3 separate regions of the Homo sapiens genome follow, and regions 1 and 2 are each linked to region 3. The links are chromatin loops, found by intact Hi-C in ENCODE. Cell type or tissue: PC-9. All regions are shown on one strand.

Region 1 (8,000 bases), 230 kb before region 3:
TGCAACCAAAGAGCTGGCTCAAGCCAACAGCAAGGCCAACCACTTAGCCCCTCAGAAGGAGAGAGGCCTCCAACCCCCATGTCCCCATCCCAGGGGACACAGAGGCACCACCTTTGTGTGAGAGAATAATCAAGGGTATCCCCCAAAACTCCAAAGGCCCCCAAGCTCTCTCATTGGCACGCACGCACTGCCCGCAGATCACTGTTTAAGGAAAGTGTGCAAACGCTGTTTACATGGCATCAGCTGAAGGTGGACTGCTGGCAGACGGATGGGCAGCCGCAGGATGCAACCATCCATTTATGTCACTGGAACGTTTGCAAGGAGACAGATCAAATGGGAGAACCAAACCCTCTCTGTTCCCTTTTCCCTCTCCGCCTGCTTCGCTTCTGGTGTGTGTGTGTGTGTGTGTGTGTGTGTGTTGGGGTGTGTGTGTGTGTGTGTTGGTGTGTGTGTGTGTGTGTGTGTGTGTGTGTGTGTGTGTTGGGGGGTGGGGGATGGGGCCTAGGCTCTGGGTCTCTTCACAAGAAGTCAGGTTCCCCACAGAGCCAAGTTCCCCTCATGTTTAAGCTCCAGGAGAAACCAGCCCATGATTACAATTTCACAGGCAAACACCAGCAACAGTTCAGATACTTGCTCCAGGGTTCCCAGCAATGCTGACTCTGCAGAGAGAAACAGAGAGCAGAAGCCTGGGGTCTCCCATCTTGTCCTCAGGTAATGGCTTTTGTTCCCAGGGTACAATTAAGTCACTGTTCCCTTAGTGTGTGTGTACCGAATACACAATGCCTTCTATTCTCAAGGCCTAAAGAAAACAGGCGTTGGCATGAGGCATCCACATTTTCTTTAATGAACTAAACAGCCCAACCTGAAATTCAAGTGCTAAACTTTCAAGAGCAAACAAAAAGCTCGTGTTCCAGTCCAGTTCACTGAAACCAAGTGACTTTTCTATCAGCCTCAAATCCTGGGGGTGTTTACTTACTTATTCTTCTCTTATCAGCACAGTTAGGGGTCAGTTCCACATGTAAGCAAGGGAAGCAAACTGAGCATATGACACTTCAGATGGGAAGAAAAAAATCTCTGAGACTCTTACTCGACACCCTATGTGTTTGCAAATGGTTTCTCTCCCCTCTCTGCTGTTCCTGAAATCTGGGGAATCAGGCATTTTGAACAGCTGAACAGGCAATTCAATCTTTGGAATGAAATCTTCTAAATCACTGCTATGAATGATGACTCCTTCCTATAAAGAATTCCCTAAGAAGTGCACGCCTGGGTTAAGCCAGGTTTTCACTCCTCAAGCAGTCCCTTGTTTGTAGGTGTCACATAGACTACAGTTCTGCAGAGGAAAACATGTATTATTTACGAGAGGTACAACTGGCTTTTTGGGTTTTTTTTACATACAAAATAATGAAAAGAATGGGAAAGCTCCTGTCCCAACCTGGGGGTAATATTCTTCAAGGTAAAGCAAAGTATTTGATGATATAAAAAGAGGCATCTGGCAGATTTACATCAAAGCCATTTTAAGCTGTTATAAAATTAGTTCCCTAAACATAATTTTTCTCTTCTTTGCTAATGGACAACTTCTAGTACCTCTCTGTGTTAATAATTAGACAAAGCTGGAGTCAGAAGTGAAGTTTCTATTAGACAGAGAGGCATAAACAGAGTAAGAATGAAGTGTGTCTTGTGTACATATGGGAGGGAAAATGAGGTTCAAGAGTCCATAAAAGCTTTAGTAATATTTGATCAGCAGTGTTTGTGCCTTCTTTTTCCTGGACTGCAACTAACATAAATTTTTCTCTTATCAAAGTGATTAAAAAAAAATAGAAAGTGACTCAGTTATGCAAACTTCAAGATAAGGTGTAAAAGAATCTGATGCAGGAAAAAACACACATTGCTTTTGTCTTATAAGCATTTCTAGCTCATTAAGACTCAGAAACACAAATATAATAAGACCAGAAATAAAATCATGACATTCGGAAGTCTAGAAGTAGTAGTTTATGGTGATTTCATTAATCAGAAAATAATACCTAAAACTTTATTTACCAATTTAGTGAAAGTTGTTTTCTGAAGTCTTAAAAATAAAGGAAGAGGACAAATAGTTCTCAGCCTTGCATTTACAGCTGTTTGGCACCACTTCTATAAACCACCCTTCCAGCCAAGAAACTTAACACAAGATTAATGGACTGGAAGACCTCTCGTAGGGAAAGCCTGGGTTTAACCAAAAGGCACTGCTACACACCCGGATGCACCCGCATTGACACTGACAGGATCCAGTTCTGCACCCACTTCCTTTGAAAAACATGGCCTATCAGCTTGAATTCTCCAGCAGTGAGAACTTAGGTAATCACACGTTTTGAGCCTAAACTGACATCCATTTCAAAAGATCGATTTTCCATCCAACTGCTTGTCAAAAGTAGGACACTAAAGTATTTATATGTATTAATTGCAAATTGAAATAACCTATCTGCGTATTTCTATATGGGCACCTGCGATGAAGCACATAAGTCAATGATCACCTGAGTCTCGCTGGAGGTAGAGCTTTGAAAAATACAGGTTCCTGGGCTCCCCCGTGAACTCTGGATTCAGTCCATGGGGCAAAGCCCAGCAACCTGCATTTTAAAGAGCTCCTGGGTGCTTCTGATGCACAGTGAACTCTAAAACTCACAGACTGGAGTAGTAATTCTCAACCATCGTCAGTGGGGGAGGGGAGCTGTTGAAAGTCCAGATGCCCTCACCAGACTCCACACCAATTAAGTCCTAATCTCTGAGGCTGAGCCCAAGTACAGGCAGTGTTTAAAGTTCAGAGGGATTCCCCAACCAGCCAAGGCTGAGAACCACTGAGGTTAATGCAAAGGGATGCTACTTATTAAAAAAACACACGTGACCTGGAGAATTTCCTCTATCAAGAGAATCTGCCTCGCCCCACACCTCCAGTATTTTTTAATCACTCCTACTAAGTTAGCTGGATTCTGTATTCCTCTAAAATTCCTTTCTCAGTATAAAGTCTGCTCATCACATCAGACCACCACACATCTGAGGACAAGAAATGAGTTCTTTACTGTGGAGAGCTCCCCTTTCCCACCCAGGGAGTAAATGATCAAGGCCTGCAATTTGGAAGTGGACCAGTTTTGCAACAGCCCCAACACTATATGGCTCAGAGACCCATTACCCACTCTGCAAGGATTTTTAGAAAATGATTTGTAATAACTTGGGTGCATCACACAAGGTACATGTGACAGCCTTCCCCTTCCATATCCTAGTGGGTTGTCACCTTGTGCAGAGAGGACGGAGGAGGCACGGTCAGGCTGCAAGGTGACGCCACCCACACTGCATCCCACCTTCCCACTCTCTTTAGCCAACATTCCTTGAAGCTGGGGGACCCAGAGCAGGCACAAGAAGATGACTCCATGAAAAAACATCTCCCCCACAGAATGCATTAATTAGAAGCTAAATTGCTTCAACAAAACTCTTTTCAAATGCAAGTACCATCAAAAGAAGCCTATTCACCAAGGAGTGTTGCTTTAATCCACTGATCACAACTGGAGTGTTGTGTGGGATGGTGTCTGTTTGATCCAGAGCAATGGGCACAGTGTTTTGAAAAGAACTGAATCCACTGTCAATATTTTAAAACTCTGATTCCCAGCAATGCATGAAGACTTGGAAGAGCTGGCAGCGTTGGCCCACGGCCTGCAGGCAGTCAGCGCCCAATGCATAGCGACTGCCCCTTCAGATGGCCCCGTGCGCTCCAGCTGGACACAGGCCCGCAGCTCCCCGGTGCCTTATGCCTGGGTGGCTTCACTCCTCCTCACTGCTGTCTGCAGAGCCAACTCTTCTTTCATCAGTAACTCACCCTAAAGGGGCAGAGCTGGTGACAGCTTTGTAATCACAGTTTTGGTCTTCTACTCATTTAGCCATGAGACCTTGGACCGTCTTCTTGGAGCCTTAGTTTCCTTAGCATTACCATTTCAACTGAATAGTGGCAGCCTTTTTGGGGTGTCTATAAATATTAAAAGAAACTGAAAGTGAACACGAAAGCATTTGGAAATGATGGAGCAGTATGCCCATGGAAACGATCGCTAGCCAATCCATTCAACACAGCAACTCAGAACCCTTGAGTCATGCTTGGGAGGGACGCCATGGAGGGAGGTCCGGTGGGGTGGGGCTCACAGACTCATTCGGAGGCAATCTGAGGAATCCAGGTGGTAGCCCTATGAGTGCAACAACTCCATCTCCAGCACTGAGAAAAGCTTAATCCTAACAAGGGCTCCTACCATGGCAAGCGTGCCAGTGGAAACCAAGAGGCTATAGGTTCTTGAATTCAAATGAAGAGGCTACAAAAAGCATCCTCACAACCGAGCCTAATTCCCTGGCTACTTCCAGTCTGACCCCGCAACTCCAATTGTGAGCGGGGTCTACTGATCCACACCTGGTCTTTCTCTAACAGGAAGAAACACAGGAGGATGGAAAGACATCGAGGAAGGGTGAAGACAGTCACTTATTTCTTCCCCACGCCCCATTCCCTTCCCTACCCCCATTCCCCCACAGCCTGTATCTCCTCTCCCTATATTATCAGTTAAGTAGGATATTTGCATTTTGGCAGGATTTCCCTTTTCCAGGGCCTATCAGCTGAGTCGAGGAGACAGCAGATGGCCTACTACACAGCTCATTTGAGTACATATTCGAGACAATAATCAGCTACAGATTGACTTGGCACCAGCCACCACGGGAGGAGAGGCCAAGCATTTCTAAAGTCCACCAGGTTCCCATGACTTTGCCTTCACTTGCTGTGCCAACAGAAAGAGAATATTTTAATCTCACAATAATTTGTTTTGGAAGGAACTCTAGATTTCATGAGCAGTCCATCTATATCTTCAGATTAACTGCCAACGTGAATTCTGGGGAGCTTCTCTCTGCATTAGCAACCCTTCATTAATGAGCTTTCTTGCTATTTTTCTTTGCAACCAGGCACCCGAATGTATAGTTATCAGTTCATGCTCTTTCCATAGTGATTGCAAGGAGGGACCTGCCAAAACCCCCTGTATGCTGTGATAAAATTTCTGTTTCATCAGTGCAATGATGTGCTCAGACAAAGAAACACGGTTGGCCTGAGATGACCAGCTTGTTAGTGTTTGCTGCTTTCCTTTCATCCTTCCAAGAGTCCAACCAACGTGTCCAACCCATCCTTGTTCTTCTCATTCCGAACATCAGTCAGTCTACAATTTTGCTTCATTTTGTTTTTATATTTAGTATTTGTCACAATCAGCCAGGTTTGGTCTAGGCTAGTTCTGTAGCCATCACTACTTACAAAATTGATTCTCCTCACCTTATTTTTGGTAGATCCTTTAAATAACCTGAGCTTACTTATTTAGAAAATTTCCTTACCAATAACTATTTACCTCCCTCCACTTTTCCTCTTTCATTGGAGCATTTGGGGCATTGCTTACAGCCTCAATTTTTGGAGGCCCTACTTTGTTGAGTCATATCATCTTGGAGATATATAGATTCTACTTTCCTAAAGAACAAGAATGGCTTAATAGTTGACTACCAACTCTATAATGACATAGCTGAGATGCAGTTCCAAGAACTCTTAATAGAATGCTGAGGGCCGGGTACAGTGGCTCACACCTGTAATCCCAGCACTTTGGGAGGCCGAGGCGGGTGGATCACAAGGTCAGGAGATCGAGATTATCCTGGCTAACATGGTGAAACCCCATCTCTACTAAAAATACAAAAAAATTAGCCGGGCATGGTGGCGGGCGACTGTAGTCCCAGCTACTTGGGAGGCTGAGGCAGGAGAATGGCGTGAACCTGGGAGGCGGAGCTTGCAGTGAGCCAAGATCGTGCCACTGCACTCCAGCCTGGGCCACAGAGCAAGACTCCAACTCAAAAAAAAAAAAAAAAAAGAATGCTGAGACAGAGAGACAAAAGGTTCAAATCTCAGCACTGCCACTAAATGCTGTGTGACCTCAGGCAAGATGCTTAACTTCTCTGGGTCTCAGTTTCATCACTGGCAAAATAAAGGGAATAATGCCTACCTCTCAGGGTTCTTGGAAGAATGAAATGAGATAATACATGTAAAGAGCTTAGCACAGTGCCTGCCATATGGTAAAGATAAATGTTCGTGTACAACTAGGAGTAGCGAGTAGCAATAATAAAAATGATAGTAGCAGTGGAAACAGGATGATAAAAAGAAAGAGTGAAAAACGGGGAAAAGAACAGTAAATTGAAAATGGTAGGTCTGGGTTCAAGCCCAAACCTCAGATTTCAAGAAGTCGGATTTGAGTTCCTCATCATTTTACTTCTCTTCTAGGCAGAAAGAACATCACAACATTCAGCCTTCTTTGGAGGTCCAGAAATTCAGAAGGTAAATTCCCTTCCATCTGTAACCTGAGTTAGTGCCATACTAGCCATTCTCCTATTAGCCTGCTGCAATGACCTGTAGTGAGGCACTTCACCTCTCCTGGCTTTACTTTCCCCAACCATAAAATAGGGGGCATTGGAAGACATCATCCCTCGAGCTCCTCTGCTTTTGATCCTGAGAGCTGCATCCTCAAGTCAGATTCTGCTCTGGACAGAGGATGGGGTTGTGATTCTTCAGCGTTTTGCTTCAACCCCTCAGAGAAGCTCCCAGAGGCAAACTTGTCTCCCTGAGTTCTGTCTCACGTTTTTCTTTCTCTACAGCCTCGACACTCGTTTTTCATGCTCTCAACTGTTTGCCCTCCAGGCTGCCAGGACCTCTGCAACATATCCTGGGAGTCACCAAGGAGCTGTGGTGGTGCTTTCTGGAGCATTCGTGACCTCGGGCCCTTTGAGCTTCTGTGTGAAAAGTCTTTCTGGGAATTTCCACAGCACACTGCCTGCCAGCATTCAGCAAATGTGGATAGGGTCTTCCTGGTTTTCACTGTGTTTTCCCAGACACAGTGAAACCCACTTGCCTTCAGCCAAAACCAATGAAGAAATGAAACCACAGGGCTATCAGCTCTTCCTCTTCAGAAATCCAAGAGTCTTTATTGCTTCTACCACATAAGAAAGTTGGAATCAGAATAGCCAGTGGCACTGGCTGTGGTTTGAATGTGTTCCCCAAGTTGATGTGTTAGAAATTTAATCCCCAATGCAACAGTGTTAAGAGGTGAGACCGTTAAGAGGTGATTAGATCATGACGGCTCTGCCTCATGAATGAATTAATGCAGTTATTGTGGGAGCTGGTTCCAGATTAAGAAGATGAGTTTACCTTGCTTCATCTCTCTCTCTCTCTTTCTTTTTCTCAATCTCTCTCTCTCCCTTCCTCCCTCCCTCCCTCTTGCTCCTTCCTCCTCTCTCTCTCTCTCTCCCCCTCCCTCCCTCCCCATCCCTCTTGCCTTCTGCCATGAAATAACACAGTAGGAAGGCCATAACCAGATGCTGGTGACATGGTCTTGGACCTCCCAGCCTCCAGCACCATATGCAAAATAAACTTCCATTGTTCATAAATTACCCATTCTCACGTATTCTGTTAGAGCAGGAAAAAGTGGACTAAGACAGAAACCCTCATTTCCCAGTTAACAAAAATGGGCCTTAAGTGGTGAGTCATTTGTCACACATGTCTCAGTGAATGGGACAGCCAGGACTGGTCAGCCATACCCCCTGACATCACATAGTAGTTATTCTCTATGCCTTGTCACCCAATAACCCACCAAGCATACTGTGTGCCAGGATCTGAGTCAGGGCCCAAGAGCCAGTAGAGAGAAAATAGACTCTTTTCCTACAGAGGTCAGCATCAGACTAAACTGTAAACAAATCAGCAGAGTGCAATGTAGAAAGTAAAGTGCCAGTAACAGAGATGTGTATGGAGGGCACCAGAGGGAATCCGGAGAAGCACCTGGGTTTTGAATATAGGAAAAAGAAGCTCCAAGGAGGAAAAGGGGAGACGGGCATCCTAAACTAAATAAAGAACATATCCAAAATGGCGCCAAAAACTATGCCATTGTGGCAAGAAGGTCTACGCGGCTGTCACAGAGGGCATGAGC
Region 2 (8,000 bases), 480 kb before region 3:
TGAAACAAACAAGGGTAAGTGCTCTCACAGCCAATGGTGTTCCAACAATGTCAATGCTTCCTGATCCAGTTAAATTTGACTTTGTCTGTAGTTGACAAAGTCAAACTGTGTAGCTGGGATGGTAATAATTTTGACAGGCTGCATGGTGATTTTTTCTTGGTTTTCAGTAGAAGCTGTCATCATAGTAGGGATTATCTGAATGACTACCTTTGGAGAGGTCGCTGTTGTTGGATTAGTGCTGGTTATTAATGGTGCACCTGCATTAACTGACTGAACTGCCACAGTTGAAATGTTCTGACCCAATGATGTCATTACAACAGGTACTTGCATTGCCACACAAACTGTCCTTGGAGCTGCTGTTGCTGATACAGATGCAGTGGTAGTTGGAAACCTGCATGAAGCATCGTGACCAGGGGAAGTGATATTCACGACTCTAGCTACACTCTTCTCTGCTCTGGAGAAGTTTATGGGGGATGAATTTTTTCTATCACAAACAGAGGATGCTGCTTTCAGGAGACTTTCTGCCGACAGTGACACTCGTTCCAATGATTTTTTATCAGTAGCTCCTGCTAAATTTTCATTACAGATTTCACTTCTGTCATCATCTGTGACCACTATGGTTTTGGGCATATCCTTAAACTGATATACAAGCCTCTGTCCTTCAACCTTTGCAAGACTTCCCTTTTGGTAGCTTTGCAATAATTCCCCTTTGGTAATAGAATCTCAAAGCTCATTCCATAGTTTCATAGTTCATGTTTGGTTTGTTCTTATGCTTTCCCCAAAACTTGGAGACAGCCTTTGAATCCACCAGCCTGAATATGCCTTTTTCTCTCTGAATCCATTTAATATAGAGGGGACAAATATTTTTATCTTTAAGTAGATCTAAAAGAAACTCCCACAAATATATTATGTTTCCTTTTCCTTCTCTCATCTTTTTTTTTATACCTGACTCAGGAGACCCACTGGAAATTGGTGATTGTTGGGTCTTTGGTTTACAGCCAATTTTTTTCCTTTTCATTGGTTCATGGCTATCTGGTGATGTAGGAATAGGAGAGGTATCCGTTGGTTCAGACCCCTCAGTTGACACCTCCACTACAGTTTCTGTAATGATATCTGGCCTCATAGCAACATGGATAAATTCAGGACTTCTTGAATCCCTCAAGTAGGTGGGAGATTTCATAGGAAGCAGGGCTTCAGTAGCTTCAATTCTCTTTTGGAGTCATGTTCAAAATAATCTTGCTCAGGCCAATGTCTTAAAGCATTTCTGCTGTTTTCCTCTAGTAGTTTCATATTTTGGGGTCTTATATTTGTGTCTTTAATCCATTTGAGTTTATTTTTCTATCTGGTGAAGGATAGAAATCCAGTTTCATTCTGTGTGTGCACATCCCGTTTTCCAAGCACCATTTGTTGAAGAGTCTGTCCTGTTCGCAATGTGTGCTCTTGGCACTTTGCCAAAAATCAGTTGGCTGTAGATGCATGGAGTTATTTCTGGGCTTTCTGTTCTGTCCCTTTGGTCTATTTGTCTTTCTTTATGCTAATGCCATCCTGTTTAGGTTATTATAACTTTGTAGTGTATTGTGTATTTTGAAGTCAGGCAGTATGATGTTTGGAGCTTACTTTCTTTTTCTTCTTCTCCAGACTGCTTTGTCTATTTGGGGTCTTTTTTGGTTCCATATGAGTTTTAGGATTGTTTTTCCTATCTCTGTGAAGAGTGTCACTGGTATTTTGATAGAGATTTCATTGAATCTATAGATAGCTTTGGTTAGGACTGGCGTCTTAAAAATATTAGTTTTTCTAATGCAAGAACACAGGATATCTTTCCATTTATTTGCATCCGCTTAATTTCTTTCACCAATGTTTTATACTTTTCAAACCAGAGATCTTTCAGCTCCTGGTTAAATTTATTTTTAGGCATCTCGTTTTTTTGTAGCTATTTTCTATGGAATCTTTTTCTACATTTTCTTTTCAGATAGTCCATTATTAGTGTATACAAGTGCTGCCGATTTCTGTATTTTGTCTCTGTATCCTGCAACTTTACTGAATTCATTTATCTTAACAGGTTTTTTTGGTAGAATCTTCAGCATTTTCTGCACACATGAGTATAAATCTAGAGAAAAGTAAACTCTCATACATCATTAGTGGAAATATAAATTAATAAAGCCACTATGGAGAACAGTTAGGAGGTTCCCCATAAAACTACAAATAGAGCTACCGTACAAATCAGTGATCCCACTGCTGGGTATATACACAAAAGAAAGGAAATCAGTATATTGAAGAGAAATCTGCACTCCCCAGTTTACTGCAGCACTGTTCACAATAACTAAGATTTGGAGGAAACCTAAGTGTCCATCAATAGATGAAAGGGTAAAGAAAATGTGGTGCATATACACAATGGAGTACTATTCAGCCATAAAAAGGAATGAGATTCTGTCATTTGCAACAATATGGATGGAACTGGAGGTCATTATGTTAAGTGCAACAAGCCAGGCACAGAAAGACAAACGTGGCATTTTCTCACTTATTCATGGGATCTAAAAATCAAAACAATTGAGCTGATGGGCATAGAGAGCAGAAGAATGGTTGCCAGAGGCTAGGAAAGGTAGTGGGAGGGGATTGGCAGGGGTGGGTGGGGATAGTTAATGGGTATAAAAAAATAGTTACAAAGAATTAATAAGACCTACTATTTGATAGCACAGTAGAGTGACTATAGTCAAAAATAAAGTAATTGTACATTGAAAAATAACTTAAGAAGGATAATTGGATTTTTGTAACAGAAAGGATAAATGCTTGAGGGAATGGACACCACATTCTTCATGATCTGATTATTATGCATTGCATGCCTGTATCAAAACATCTCATGTACCCCATAAATATATACACCTATTATGTACCCACAAAAATTAAAAAACTAAAAATAAAAGAAAAATAAAAAGAGATGCATCCTTTGGTCCCTGAAGCACTGAGGTGCTGCCATGAGGTGCAAGGACTCCTTGTGGCAGCCACAGCTGGAGTGAGGTGGATGGAGATGCTGGTGATGGAGAGTGGAGTCCTGGTGAGCTGCAGAGAAGGCCGCTGGCACCAGTGCTGGCGAGATGCCTTATGCTGGGGTCAGGGTGGCCTTAGGCCAGGTTCTGCCTCTGCCCATCCCAGTTGTGTGAGAGGCTGGTGGAGATCAGTCTCCCCACACCCATTTCTCTTCCTGGGCCCATAGGAAGACTACATTTCCCAGCCTCTCTTGCTTTTTGTTGAGGGCCAGGGGTTTTGTCAAATGGAGTGGGGGTAGAATTACACCCAAGGCTCAATCCTTCATCCTCTCTCTTCCCTTCTGAGCCACCTCTGAAGCCATGCATTTAGAGACAGGGTCACGACTCAGCAGGAGCCTGGAGGCCTGAGCCACTTACCCTGTTGCTATCAGCCTGGCATGGGAAGGAGAAACAAATCTTTGCTGTACTAAGCCACTGGGGTTTCTGGCTTATTTATTGCTGCAGCATAATCTATGCTATCCTGACTGGGGTAGATTGAGCTTGGCAACATTTTTAACCTCTCTGAGTCTCCCTTTCTTCATTTGCAAAATGTTAATTGTAATATCTGTTGTTGTACTCAAGGCCAACTTTGCTGTATGTAACAGAAACCCATTCATTTTGGCTGAAGCAGAAAGGGAATTTGTTGGAATATTTCAGGGGACTCTCATGAAATCCAGCACCTACTGCCTTCCTAGCCTCGAGGACACATCCTTCACATCCCAGCATTGTCATCCAGTCCACTGTGTCTCTGTGTCTCACAGCAAGTTCCAGAAGAAAAAAATCTGATTGTCTTAGTTTGTGTCAAGTCAGCTGTAGCCAGAGACCAGGGTCACATAAGACAAATGTGGCCTGGGGTTTTCTTATGAGCAGGGTGCACTTTTCTGTTAGATGGGTATCAGGAGGCAGAGGGATTACTGGTGCCATTTGTAAGGAGTCATCTCTGCCCTGTAAAGAGATCCAAGGGAAAGCCTGCTACTTCTGCCACCATCCAGCCCAGCAGTCGACCCCTTTCAGCCATATTTAAATGTTAGACATTTGAGTTATCCACATGGTCTGAAATTGCAGCTGGAGACCTTTCAGCAAATCTCAAAGTTCTTTCAGGGCACACAACAGCGTGGACACACAGAGCAGCTGAAAGGCCCAGAGGGAGGGAGAGTGGTGTCCACTGCACAGTTATTTCAGCGCCACTGATGCATTGGTGAGCACAAAGCTATTTATTTATGGGCTTGCTCTGCTTGGTAGAGATCCTCACAGGCCTGAGATGAAGTAGTAAGGACGAAAGGAGTCTCTGAACAATAGGACAGTCTGATGGCCGTTCATAGGGCGGCACCTCCACCCGAAGGCTAGGATCTGGGCTGTGACTCTAGAGTACTAGCGGAGGGCACATTCTCTACTAGCAAAACTCTGCTAGGATACTTTCCATGCACCCCGTCAAGTGATCCCAACATACGTTTTTGCATGAAACCTCAGCATTCCTGCATACAGCATGGCAGACACCTTTGGGGCATCTGCTCAGCCCATGATCCCCATCTCATACAAAAGAAAAAGGACGTGACCATCATCGCCAGGAAGGTGCGTCCAGGGGCTGCAGTGCCCCTGCTCGCCATTAGATGATGCTACTAAGCCAGAAACAATCTGTTTTTCTTTAATTTCTGGATTTTTCCTCTATTTCTTAGTATTTGTTTTCTAGAAACAATGGATTGCCACTTTTCTAGTTGGAAATCTTGAGCTGTCTAGTGAAAGAAGACTCTACAGTAGGACAGTGATTCATTCAGGAAATAGTTCAGAGTGATGTACGGAACCACTTCAGTGGGCGGTTGTTCACGGCTGTTGACTTTATCTGTCAGTGGCTTGAACATGTGGAGTCCAGTAAAAACCAGAGTTCCTGGGAAGAGATGTAAAACACAGCCTCGTACTCTCACCCCTCTTCTTGTTTCCACTGCCACCCTCACCCCACATTTTGCAAGGGGGTTATGGTTCCAGCAGAGATTTCTTCATGCCTGATGAGCTGTTAGACTACTCTAGAAAGGAAATCACGAGGATCCTGTGCTCTTGTTCAACACGATGGTAAAGTTGGTTAGTGCAGGGCATGGCTAGGGAGGGACCGTATTCACTATGGGTCCATGAATAGCTTTTTATTTGCTGGCGGTCAAAAGGTTCAACCAATGTTCAGCAGCAATATAGTAACACAGAATAGATGCTATTCTATTTGACCCAAAAAGTTGGCTGAACTCCTTAGGAGTCACGAGCACACTGGCCCTGATATTTCAATGAACTATGAAACAAAGCACTGACCTGCCTCTCTCTCAAATAGAATAGCATCTATTGGGCTATTTGCCCTTCTTTTACACATTGGAAATTGGGGACAAGAGGCTATTTCTTTGTGATCAGCTGGAAGAATGGAAAAGGTAAAGTAAAGCCAAATTTATTTAACCTCTGCTATATGCCGGGTACTGTGCAAGGCACTTTTACACTTGTCTCACACAATTTAAGCCACATCACCCCTATTATTTTAAACTTTCAACTTCAGTTGACATGACCCTTGTTTCTCTCTCCTGTCTAATCTACCATTGTCTTCTACCATTGGTCTGAATTACACAGGTTTTCATGCCAGCTCTTGAATACTCCACACCTGCTAATCTCTCTGCCTAAAACTCTCCTCTCTAAGATGAGCGTGGTGGCTAACGCCTGCAATTCCAGCGCTTTGGGAGGCTGAAGTAGGAGGATCACTTGAGCTCAGGAATTTGAGACCTGCCTGGGCAACATAAATCAAAATACAAAAAATTGAAAAATTAGCTGGGCATGGTGGTGTGCTCCTATAGTCCCAGCTATTCAGGAGGCTGAGGTGGGAGGATTGCTTGAGCCCAGAAGTTCTAGGCTGCAGTGAGCTGTAACCACACCACTGCACTCCATCCTGGGCAACAGAATGAGACTGTCTGATAAAAAAAAAAAAATCTGTTCTCTGGGTCTCTCTGTGTGTCTTCATTCCTTAATGCTAGTCAAGACTGTCATCAAATGTGACCCCCTTCATGGGTCACCAGCCCCTCCAGCCTGCGTAGGTTTTCTTTAGGGCACACACCACAACCTATTTGTGTGTGTGCTGGCCTGTGTGCTGCCTGTTCTCACACTAGAATCTCAGTTCCAAGAAATCAGCCTTGCTGCCAGTATTGCCGCCCCCCTGTAATCCCAGTGCCCTGAACAGTTCCTAGCATATGCTGGAAGCTCAACAAGTATCTGCTGAATAAAAACATGCATGAGTGGGCTAAATCGGATCACTATGGGATACATTAGATTACTATAGAGATGTTGGGGAATTTCTAAGTTTATAGATTATCAAACTTTTTTTGTCTGCCTCTGACTGAGCATGGAAAAAACAAAACAAAACAAAACAAAACAAAACAAAAACAGAAACAAAGCTCAAATGAGACTAGGCTAATACTCGTTGGAAAGTCAGGGAAAACTAATTTGAGTAGAGGGAGAAATGACCCTCATCTCACTTGAAGTTTTGTCACTGGTGTCTAATGAGCCAGGGGCTCCAGCCCCCATCACTAAGGGCTCTCTCAGGACCTTGCACACAGGCGGCTGTACAAAGGACCCAGGGACTTCCCTCCATGGCTGGAGCTGCCTGTGACAGCAGAGTGGCTAGGTGTAGGGATGTGGGTCTTTCAAGACCCCACCCACTTTATCTTCTCGTCTTCACATTGGACAGGCGAGTTGTCCAATACAAAACCCAAAGGAGTATTTTTATGTAAGCTGACACACCCTGCCTTCTGTAAGTCATGGTGTTTTTCGATAAGGATATGCCATGGTTCTCTTATCTTTTTTCCATGTGGTGTTCTCTGCTGCACACAGCCCTGACAGCGCAATTGTGCTAATGGGAAGATGTGCTGACTGGGTGGTGCTTCCCTCTCTGATTTAGAGGAAATACATGGTCTGCTTTGACCCACTGGATGAATCTTCCAATATTGACTGCCTGGCCTCCATTGGAACCATCTTTGCCGTCTACAGAAAGGTGAGTAGACAGGCAAAATGTGAGGAGGGCTGACATTTCATGCGTCCCTCCTGGAGTGGTCTCTGGAAGGTTCCTAGGCTGAGAGTCACGAGTTTGGAGTCCTCATCTCTGTCCCCCTACTAAATAGAAAAGCCACTGCAGGCAAACCACAAACTTCTGTCTTCCTAAGCTCCTCATTAGAAGAACTGAATTGGTGATTCTCCCTGTGACTACTTTCTGTTGTTCCTGGGGCGATACTGTAGAAGGACAGCCGGGATCTTGTTTTGAAATCTGGATGCAACACCAATGTCAAACATAGTATTAGGTTCCAGGGGGCATCCAAAGACCCACTCTGTTTCTTCTTTCTGCACCTCACCTCTTAACGGCATTCATTTTCTTTTGCTGCCAGAACAAATCACCACACACTTAGAGGCAGCAAACAACACTTGTTGATTGCCTCCCACTTCTGTAGGTCAGAAGTCCAGTCGGCTTGGCTGGGTTTTCTGCTTAGGGTCTCCTGAGTACAAAATTGAGATGACAGCCAGTCTGGCTCCTTATCAAGAGGCTCCAGGGGAGAATTTGTCTCCAGGCTCATTTAGGTTGTTGGCGGAATTCAGTTCCTTTCTGTGGTGGGATCAAGGTCCTCGTTTCATTGCTAGCTGATGGCCAGGGTCCTTCTTGGCTGCTGAATGCTGCCCGTGTTCTTTGGCTTGGTAGCCCTTCATTTTCAAAAGCAGCAGTAGTTAGTCAAAATTTTGAATCTCTGACACCACCTCCCCGTCTTGCCTCATCTCCCTTGTCCCTAGCCAAAGGAAGTTCTCTGCTTATAAAAGCCAGTTTTATTAGGTTGGACTAATCTAACCAGGATGACCTAGTGTGATCTTCCTATTTGAAATCCGTACGCTGATTACATCTGAAAACTCCTTGTTGCCATGTAATGCTTGGTATTCACAGACTCTAGGGATTGGGGTATCTTTGGGGCCATT
Region 3 (8,000 bases):
TTTTTTCCTTTCTCTTTTTGATACCCCAGGTGATGGGAACAGCAAGGCAAGGTGAAATTAACAAAATGAAGGACTGCTTGTGCCTGGTCTACAAAGTGACATTGCTTAGCAGCAGGGTCTCTCTGTCTTTGCGGTGCATGGTGGATTTTTGTTTCTTCAGGCTTTGCTTTTTTTTTTTTTTTGAGATGGAATCTTGCTCTGTCACTAGGCTGGCAGGCAGTGGCACAATCTCGGCTCACTGCAACCTCTGCCTCCTGGGTTCAAGCGATTCTCCTGCCTCAGCCTCCCGAGGAGCTTGGACTACAGGCTTGAGCCACCATGCCCGGCTAATTTTTGTATTTTTAGTGGAGGTTTCACCATGTTGGCCAGGGTAGTCTCGCTCTCTTGGCCTCCTGATCTGGCTGCCTTGGCCTTCCAAAGTGCTGGGATTACAGGCGTGAGCCACTGAGCCCAGCCAGATCAGGGTCTGCTTTTTCATAAAGGCAATGCGGGTAGTGGGTGGAGGTGTGAGGGTCCTATATGGGCCATAAAGAAAGAGAACTGGGAGTCTGGGTGCAGTAATGGGGAAGATCTTACAGTGAGTAGATTTTGCTCTAAAATAAAGGAAACACTGGCTAAATTCTTTTCCTTGCAAGAGTTAGAATAGAACATGGTATGCAGGAACTGCTTCTGTTTTCTTGTAAAATAGTGCCAGCAAACTATTCAGGTCATTTGCTCGACAGTTTTTCTCTTAAAAAATTTAAAATGTTGGGGCCGGGCATGGTGGCTCATGCCTGTAATCCCAGCACTTTGGGAGACCCAGGTGGGTGGATCACAAGGTCAGCAGTTTGAGACCAGCCTGACCAACATGGTGAAACCTGGTCTCTACTAAAAATACAAAAAAATTAGCTGGGCGTGGTGGCGGGTGCCTGTAATCCCAGTGACTTTGGAGGCTGAGGCAGGAGACTTGCTTGAAACCGGAAGGCGGAGGTTGCAGTGAGTGGAGATTGCGCCACTGCTCTCTAGCCTGGGCAAAACTCCGTCTCAAAAAAAAAAAAAAAAAAACAACTTAAAATGTTGTTATTGTTAGTCAAAAAATTTCTTTTTTCTCTTAAATTTTGTTTATTTCTAGGGCTGCCATAACAAAGTGCAATATTCTAAGATTTTGTTTGTTAATTAACTTTCCAGTTCACAACTCACATTTCTTAACATTTCAAATGTAAAGTTAGCCTAGAACAGTTGTACATTCAGTACTATCAGAATTTACAAGCTTAATTCAACGACATCTAGTTTCAAATAGCTGCAGTACGTATTTTCTCTTTTCAATTATGCATTCACTCTCTATTCTGATTATTTCAAGTTATGCAAATCAAGCTAGAGAAGAGATTTAATTTAATCAACTGTGGGTTTGCCTACACGGATTTGAATATTAGCTGTCGTCTATATGTAAATGACAAGAGTGAAGAGAACCTGTTGCTAAGCACTGTGACCAATTCCTGATGCAGTCCTTGAAGGTTAACCTTGTCAGACTGTTAGGGAAACAAGAGCATAGGAGAGTCAGAGTCACGTCATTTGAAGTTCAGCTCCATCTTGACACTAATAAGGCACATTCCTTGCTGGTCACAACCCACAGCCCTAAGATGTTTACAGTTCAGAAAACAGCTTGATGATACCTGCAAGGACACACTCCTATGACAATGGAATGTCCAGATGTCCCAATATCCATAACAATGCATGCTTCTAAGGTAATTACACGTATGATTTGATGTATTTACACACTATATGACTAGGAGAGTTTTCTTTGAGTCAGCAAAAAATAAGCAATTTTGCCATGCTGTCAGCCCACCTGCACAGAGACATAGCTTATCTTTTGCATAGAAAAGACCCCCATGTAAGAAAAACAAAACAAAGATGAAGCGTTCCTCCTCTTGCTTTCTGAGGATCCCTACTCTGTAACTGCGTATCTTTCAATCAACTCTCTCTTCTCACTGCACTCTGCGACCCGCCTTACATTGTTTCCTGCGTGAGATCCAAGAACCCTCTTGGGGTCTGGATTCAGGACTCCCTTTTCTGGCAACAAGACCTCAAAGCCAGACTCAAAAAGTCAGATTGGTTGCGGGAGATTGCTCGGTGTGCTCTGGAGGAGGACACCTCCCCCCAGGTCCGGTGACTGGGGGGATTCTAAAAACCAGATGCTTTTTTAGACATCTGCCTGTCGTTTATGGTTTATGAGATAGAAAGATTGAACAGGAATATGAGAGAGGAGTGAGAGATCGTTTCTGCCTACAAAGAATTCTCCATTCACTCAAATGAAGCTGCGTTCTTTGCATTCCAGACCGAGAAAGGAGGCTAAGGTATCCATCCCCCGAGGAAAAATAGGAGACTAGATACTTGGCGCTGTTAGCAATCTGGGAGGAGCGAGAAACCTTCAAATCACACAAAGGGTCAAGAACAGGGAAATCATCAGCCGAGTGAGTTCTCAGCAGAGGACCACATGAGAAAGGTGGCCACCCCTCTAGCCAATCATAAACAGAAGACTCACTCCTTAAAGTGCGAACATGGCTCTTTGGTGGGGAGAAGAGATAAGAGGTGGATTTTTACGGGGTTTATAAACACACCATCAGCTCATCTTGAAGACGCAAGAGAAGTTTTCAGGCACAGATGTTGTTTTGCTTTAGGAAGCTAGCGATGTGTTCTTCACAGGAAAGCTGACCAAATCCCAGAATTAATTATTCATTGTCTCCTTCCCCCCTCCCCCCCACACTAAACTGGGTCAGGGAGAGAGTTTCATATTTGTGTTGCTGTTACAGCGCCAGCTCAGAAGTAAAATGATTGGCTGAGACTTGGAGCTTAACAATTAACGTTAAATACAGGCAGCTGGCTGTGTTTTGCTTAAAAGCCACAATCAAGGAATCTGGCAATCTGGAATTTTGTGATGGCTGATGCCTGTTTGTTTTTTTTCCCCCCCCATTTGCACAATTGCGAGTCTTCTGGGAACTTTTCTTTTACTGACACTATGGTTTTGCATGTTTAAAAAATTGGCAGACATCCTCGGAGGTAACGCAAGGTGCCTCGGTGCCATACACAGCCAAGGTGTGCAGTTCCGCGGCCGCATGATTCATAGTTCTGCTCTGTTTGGTAAAAACAAACACTGAAGACGCGTTATCAGTTTATTAGTACAATGTTTAATTGTGCTCTTTTTTTTTCTGTTCTCACTCCGTTAATTGCTCATAAATGGGAAAACAAAAAGGATTGAGTCCTTTTAGCGGTCGGGCTGCTCTGGAGGTGAACTGTATTCTATTGCTTCTAGGGCCACCTTGTGGACAACAAGTGTATTTAGAAATTAGACTTACAGGATGGATTCATTGGGAAAGCGTAGTAGACTGGTAATATGACTTTGGAATTCTTGGTTATAAAATCTAAGTATAATGATAATGACTTAGTTTTTATTAGAAGAACATTCCAGAAAATGTCCTAATTTAGGAAAGGCTAGTAATTGTGGCGAGTATGGAAATCTACCCATCACCATAAAATATATAATGATAATCCAGATTTTATATTTTATAGTTTATTATCAATCATCTAAATTTCCTTACAATTCTTTCATGTGCTGGGGGTGGAGAAAAACCCAGGAGAGAGAGAGAGAGCCTGTTTCTCAACTATCTCAGTATTTCAGATTTCTTGCTGTTTTCCTCACCCCGCTAGATGGCATCTGGCTGCATGAAAGAAGTGACATAACCTTGGGGTGGTGGGAGGAGATACTGTGTCCCTGAGCACCAGTCCTTCATCTGCTAGTTGCAGATGGGCTGGGCCTTCTATGGGTCTCTGCATGGAGCTTGTTGTGTGCAGCTGGTCCCTTCTGGCTGCATGTCAGGTAGGGGTCATGAGTCCCCATGTTCCACAGACCCCATAGCTTTGTGATCTTTGGTCAGCACAGCTAATCTCAGAACCTTTGAGGACACGTTTGTGGATCTTCTGCAGACCATGCATAGGCTCTGGGGCACCAGTAACATTTTCTCAGGATGTCTACGTAGATATCTTATTCACCATTGCTAGTCCTGCCATGTTGGATGTGAGGGTATACCAAAGACCCACTTCCCAAAGACAGGCTTGGGAGTTTCCAAGTTTACCCTAAGGTCGCAGAAAGGGATAGATATCAAAGACATTGGCAACCAACCTCTTCACTCTGTTTTTCTCTCTTCCCTCCCATGTTCCATCTGGGCTAGAAGAGGAAGGTTCTTCTCCTTTCTGTATATCAGAAGTTTTCCTTTCATCACATCTTGCATTCTTTCTTTCTTTTTTTTTTTTGAGATGGAGTCTCGCTCTGTTGCCCAGGCTGGAGTGCAGTGGCACAGTCTTGGCTCACTGCAACCTCAGCCTCCTGGGTTCAAGTGATTCTTCTGCCTCACCCTCCTGAGAAGCTGAGATTACATGTGTGCGCCACCACGCCCAGCTAATTTTTATATTTTTAGTAGATACGGGGTTTCACCATATTGGCCAGGCTGGTCTTGAACTCCTGACCTCATGATCTGCCTGCCTTGGCCTCCCAAATTGCTGGGATTACAGGCATGAGCCACCATGCCCGGCACATCTTGCATTCTTTCTATCCTATGACTTACAGCAAAGCAGCAGAATCAGTATTGCCAAGCTTCACTTAGATTCTTCAGAATTGTCAAAACGATCCTATTTCTAGAGACACAAAAATACAATTTGTGTAGTCAAAGCAGAAAAATCAACTCCTTTTGTGCATTCCTGATGTAATTATTCTAAATCCTCTTAGAGGCAAATGGATGCTTCTGGCAGATTGAGTGAGTATATACTTGGAAATGCAAATAGAAAAACACACCAGTATTTCTCAATAACAAAGCTATTGGAAGATGATAGCATTAAAGATATTATCTTCATTTTATTATGTTATTTTTATTAGTCCCCAAAATGCAAATATTTCATAGTTTGGATAATAACTTGGAAAGCAAATAATGCAGCCTCTGTATTATTTCTCTCCTGCTGTTTCTTTCCTGACTTGACCAAACTAAGATTGGTTGATGTTTGGTTTTGCATTATAACCTCCTTAGAAGATAAAGGCAAGGAGACTGGGAGAAGCTGGTGCATTTTAATAGGAGCCTATTGTAAAGACATGAATTTATGCAGGACAGCCTTCTTGCCAATCCAGTACCTACACCAAAACAATATTAGCCCCTTCTAATCAAAAAGGAATTTTTATTTCTTTAGGTCAGTAGTTTTTTTCCTTTTTTTTTTTTTTTTTGCAACTTCCACCTCCAGGGTTCAAGCAATCTCCTGCCTCAACCTCCCAAGTAGCTGGGATTACAGGCATGTGCCACTATACCTGGCTAAATTTTGTATTTTAAGTAAAGATGGGGTTTCACCATGCGGGCCAGGCTGGTCTCGAACTCTTGACCTCAAGTGATCCACCCGCCTTGGCCTCCCAAAGTGCTGAGATTACAGGCGTGAGCCACCATGCCCGGCCTAGGCCAATAGTTCTTAACCCGAAGTGAATCATGTCATTTCACTTGGCAAGCATTTTCTAAGCGCATTTTAGCCTTTGATTTAGATATTCTAATTCACTTGTTCTGAGATTGGGCCTACAGAGTTCTGAGAACATTCCTTGTTAGGCATCATGGCTGAGGTTTATGGTCTATCCTCTTGTAATCCATTCTATCGGGCACCATCTATTGCTTTGTGCCATCAATTACCTCTTCTTCGGTAATGCAGTGTCTTGGCAGGGTGTGAAAGGTCACTTTCAAACTATCAGGGCCTGATGATTCATACTTTCCCCAGAGTCCTCTGCATATCCTGGACACAACCGCTTTCTATTTATTCATGGAGTGCCCTGGGAGCCCCAGCATGTCAAGGGACACTAAGATTCCCTGACACTTCCCTTGGTTTACACTAGACTGGGAAGACTATATAGGCATAGAGAGCCCCTGATGGTCTGTAGGATAAAACCATTGAATTCCTGAAAGAAAATCCACCACAAAGGAGGAATAAATAGTAATTGATTAAACATATACAGTCATGTGCCCCTTAAGGACATTTCGGTTGATGATGGACTGAATATATGATGGTGGTCCCACAAGGTTTTCATAGGCAGGCCTGCCTTATACAGGTGTACCACTTTTTAAAAATCTTTCATGCCACATTTTTTACTATACCCTTCCTATGCTTAGATATGTTTAGATACATGAATACCTTCCATCGTGTTATAGTTTCCTACAGTATTCTGCATAGTCACCTGCAGTACAGGTTTGTAGCCTAGAAGGAATAAACTGTACCATATAACCTAGGTGTGTGGTAGGCCGTGCCATCTAGGTTTGCATAAGTACATGCTATGACGTTCACACAATGATGAAATTGCCTTGCAACACACTTCTTGGAATGTATCACCATCTTTAAGCAAAGGATGACTATACTAATTGAACATCTACTATGTGCCACATGATGCGTTGGAGATACCTGACAACAAATAGACAAGCAATCGCCATTTCCACGGGGCATGAGAGGGGACAGGCAATAAAAACTAGAATGGGTAAATACCCAAGACAATGTCAGATAGCAATAGGACCTCTGAAGAGTGGTGGGTGTAGCAGGTGAAGCAGCAGGGATCTGGGTGAAGGAGGGGAGCATGGGTGTGCTTCGGTGTGGGGCTGTGCCTCCCCCAGGGCAGGGCACCCCAACATCACCTCCTCCTAGTCCTGCAGCCTCACTTGAGAGTGCTGTGACTCTTAGCGGAGGACAGGTCCTGGGGCATAAAGGAAAGATTGGAGTTCCAAGGGATCCAAATGAAAGGGCTGTGGGACCTTTCTTTGAAAGGTGGACATAAGGGTTGACAGAGGCCAAGCTGCCTGGGAGAAATAAGTGGAGGTGTGGACACAGGCCCACAGCACGTGAAGGTTAGAAGTCTGCAGGAGATTCTTTTTTTTGTGTGACAAGGTCTCGCTCTGTGACCCAGGCTGAAATCCAGTGGTGTGATCTCGGTTCACTGCACCTTGGTCTTAAACCATCCTCCCACCTCAGCCTCCAGGGTAGCTGGGACCACAGGCATGCACCACCACACCAGCTAATTTTTTGTATTTTTAGTAGAGATGTGGTCTCACCATGTTGCCCAGGCTTGTCTCGAATTCCTGAGCTCAAGCAATCCACCCTCCTCAGCCTCCAAAAGTGCTGGGATTACAGGCATGAGCCACCATGCCTGACTTCTACAGGAGAGTCTAGCAGCGTGGACTGGAGTCGAAGGCCAGGACAGTGGTGGCAGGCACCAGGGCAGAGGGCTGGTGGGCATGGAAGACCTGGAACACTGGGTCTGCAGAGCTCCCCCTGAAATCATCCCTTGGCTCCCATTCGCTCATAATCTGAGCAAGAGAGACCCTAGAAAGGGCCGGGGGGCACTCGGGTTGTCTCTGTATACAATCCTAAGGACTCACATAGATGTTCCTGGAAATAGACAGCAGTCACTGCTAATTAGCTAGCTAGTGGGTGCTCAGAGTATGGAGACTGGTGTATGAGAGGCAATGTGATGGCAAAGTCAAGTTGCCAGCCTCTGAAGCCTGGCCTGTTCTTATCTGTCATATGGTGAGAACTTTGAGGGCAAAGATTCTTCTATTTTCACCACCATGCAAAGTGTCCATGATAGTAGGAAGCAGTAACTCAAGAAATACTTACTAGTTTCTATTTGACTGTTTTGACCTTGGGCTTTATTTTTATTTATTTATTTTTCCATCCAAGGAAGCATCAAAATAAAGGTTGGTGTGTAAATCAGATTGATGTGGGTAAATCAGTAGTTAATAAAATTAAGATTTTTTTCTTCTTGATTCACTTGCAAGCATGACTTGGATAATTTGCAATTATATCTCAGGAAGAATTAAACAATTATATGATGCAAATGAGCTTAAAATGATGCCCTTTGGGATCAAATGCACACAACTGCTTTATCGCTGGAGATTTGCACAGGATTTGTATTTCAGCTGTCTAATGCTAGTAACAAACCACCCTAAAATTTAACA

Evidence for each region. Hi-C counts contacts between places; a loop is a spot of excess contacts. Peaks named below come from ENCODE experiments on the same cell type or tissue, not always from the same donor. Only the 100,000 strongest peaks of a DNase experiment are listed, where the experiment ranks them.
Region 1: a loop joins it to region 3, with 8 times the contacts of the local background. A loop is called at or near these places in 4 of 110 quality-filtered maps.
Region 2: a loop joins it to region 3, with 8 times the contacts of the local background. A loop is called at or near these places in 21 of 110 quality-filtered maps.

Annotation. Positions count from the first base shown.
Region 1 is chr9:87,563,918-87,571,917 of GRCh38, reverse strand. The region is part of intron 2 of DAPK1 (death associated protein kinase 1); the gene reads right to left. Among named protein-coding and RNA genes, the nearest start is that of DAPK1-IT1, 14 kb to the right of the region's middle. RefSeq lists enhancers at 285-785, 1,610-1,779, 3,561-3,730, 7,629-8,000. In PC-9, no CTCF peak of the experiment used is centred here; DNase peaks (open chromatin) are centred at 887, 1,807 and 7,597; H3K27ac peaks cover 1,929 bases.
Region 2 is chr9:87,809,689-87,817,688 of GRCh38, reverse strand. It overlaps the pseudogene LOC100420576 and the pseudogene ELF2P3. Among named protein-coding and RNA genes, the nearest start is that of SPATA31E1, 69 kb to the left of the region's middle. In PC-9, CTCF peaks have their summits at 4,425 and 4,626; no DNase peak of the experiment used is centred here.
Region 3 is chr9:87,332,332-87,340,331 of GRCh38, reverse strand. No RefSeq gene overlaps it. Among named protein-coding and RNA genes, the nearest start is that of DAPK1, 160 kb to the left of the region's middle. RefSeq lists a silencer at 3,695-3,864. In PC-9, a CTCF peak has its summit at 3,276 (motif pointing left); DNase peaks (open chromatin) are centred at 1,631, 2,371 and 3,211; H3K4me3 peaks cover 1,365 bases; H3K27ac peaks cover 1,238 bases.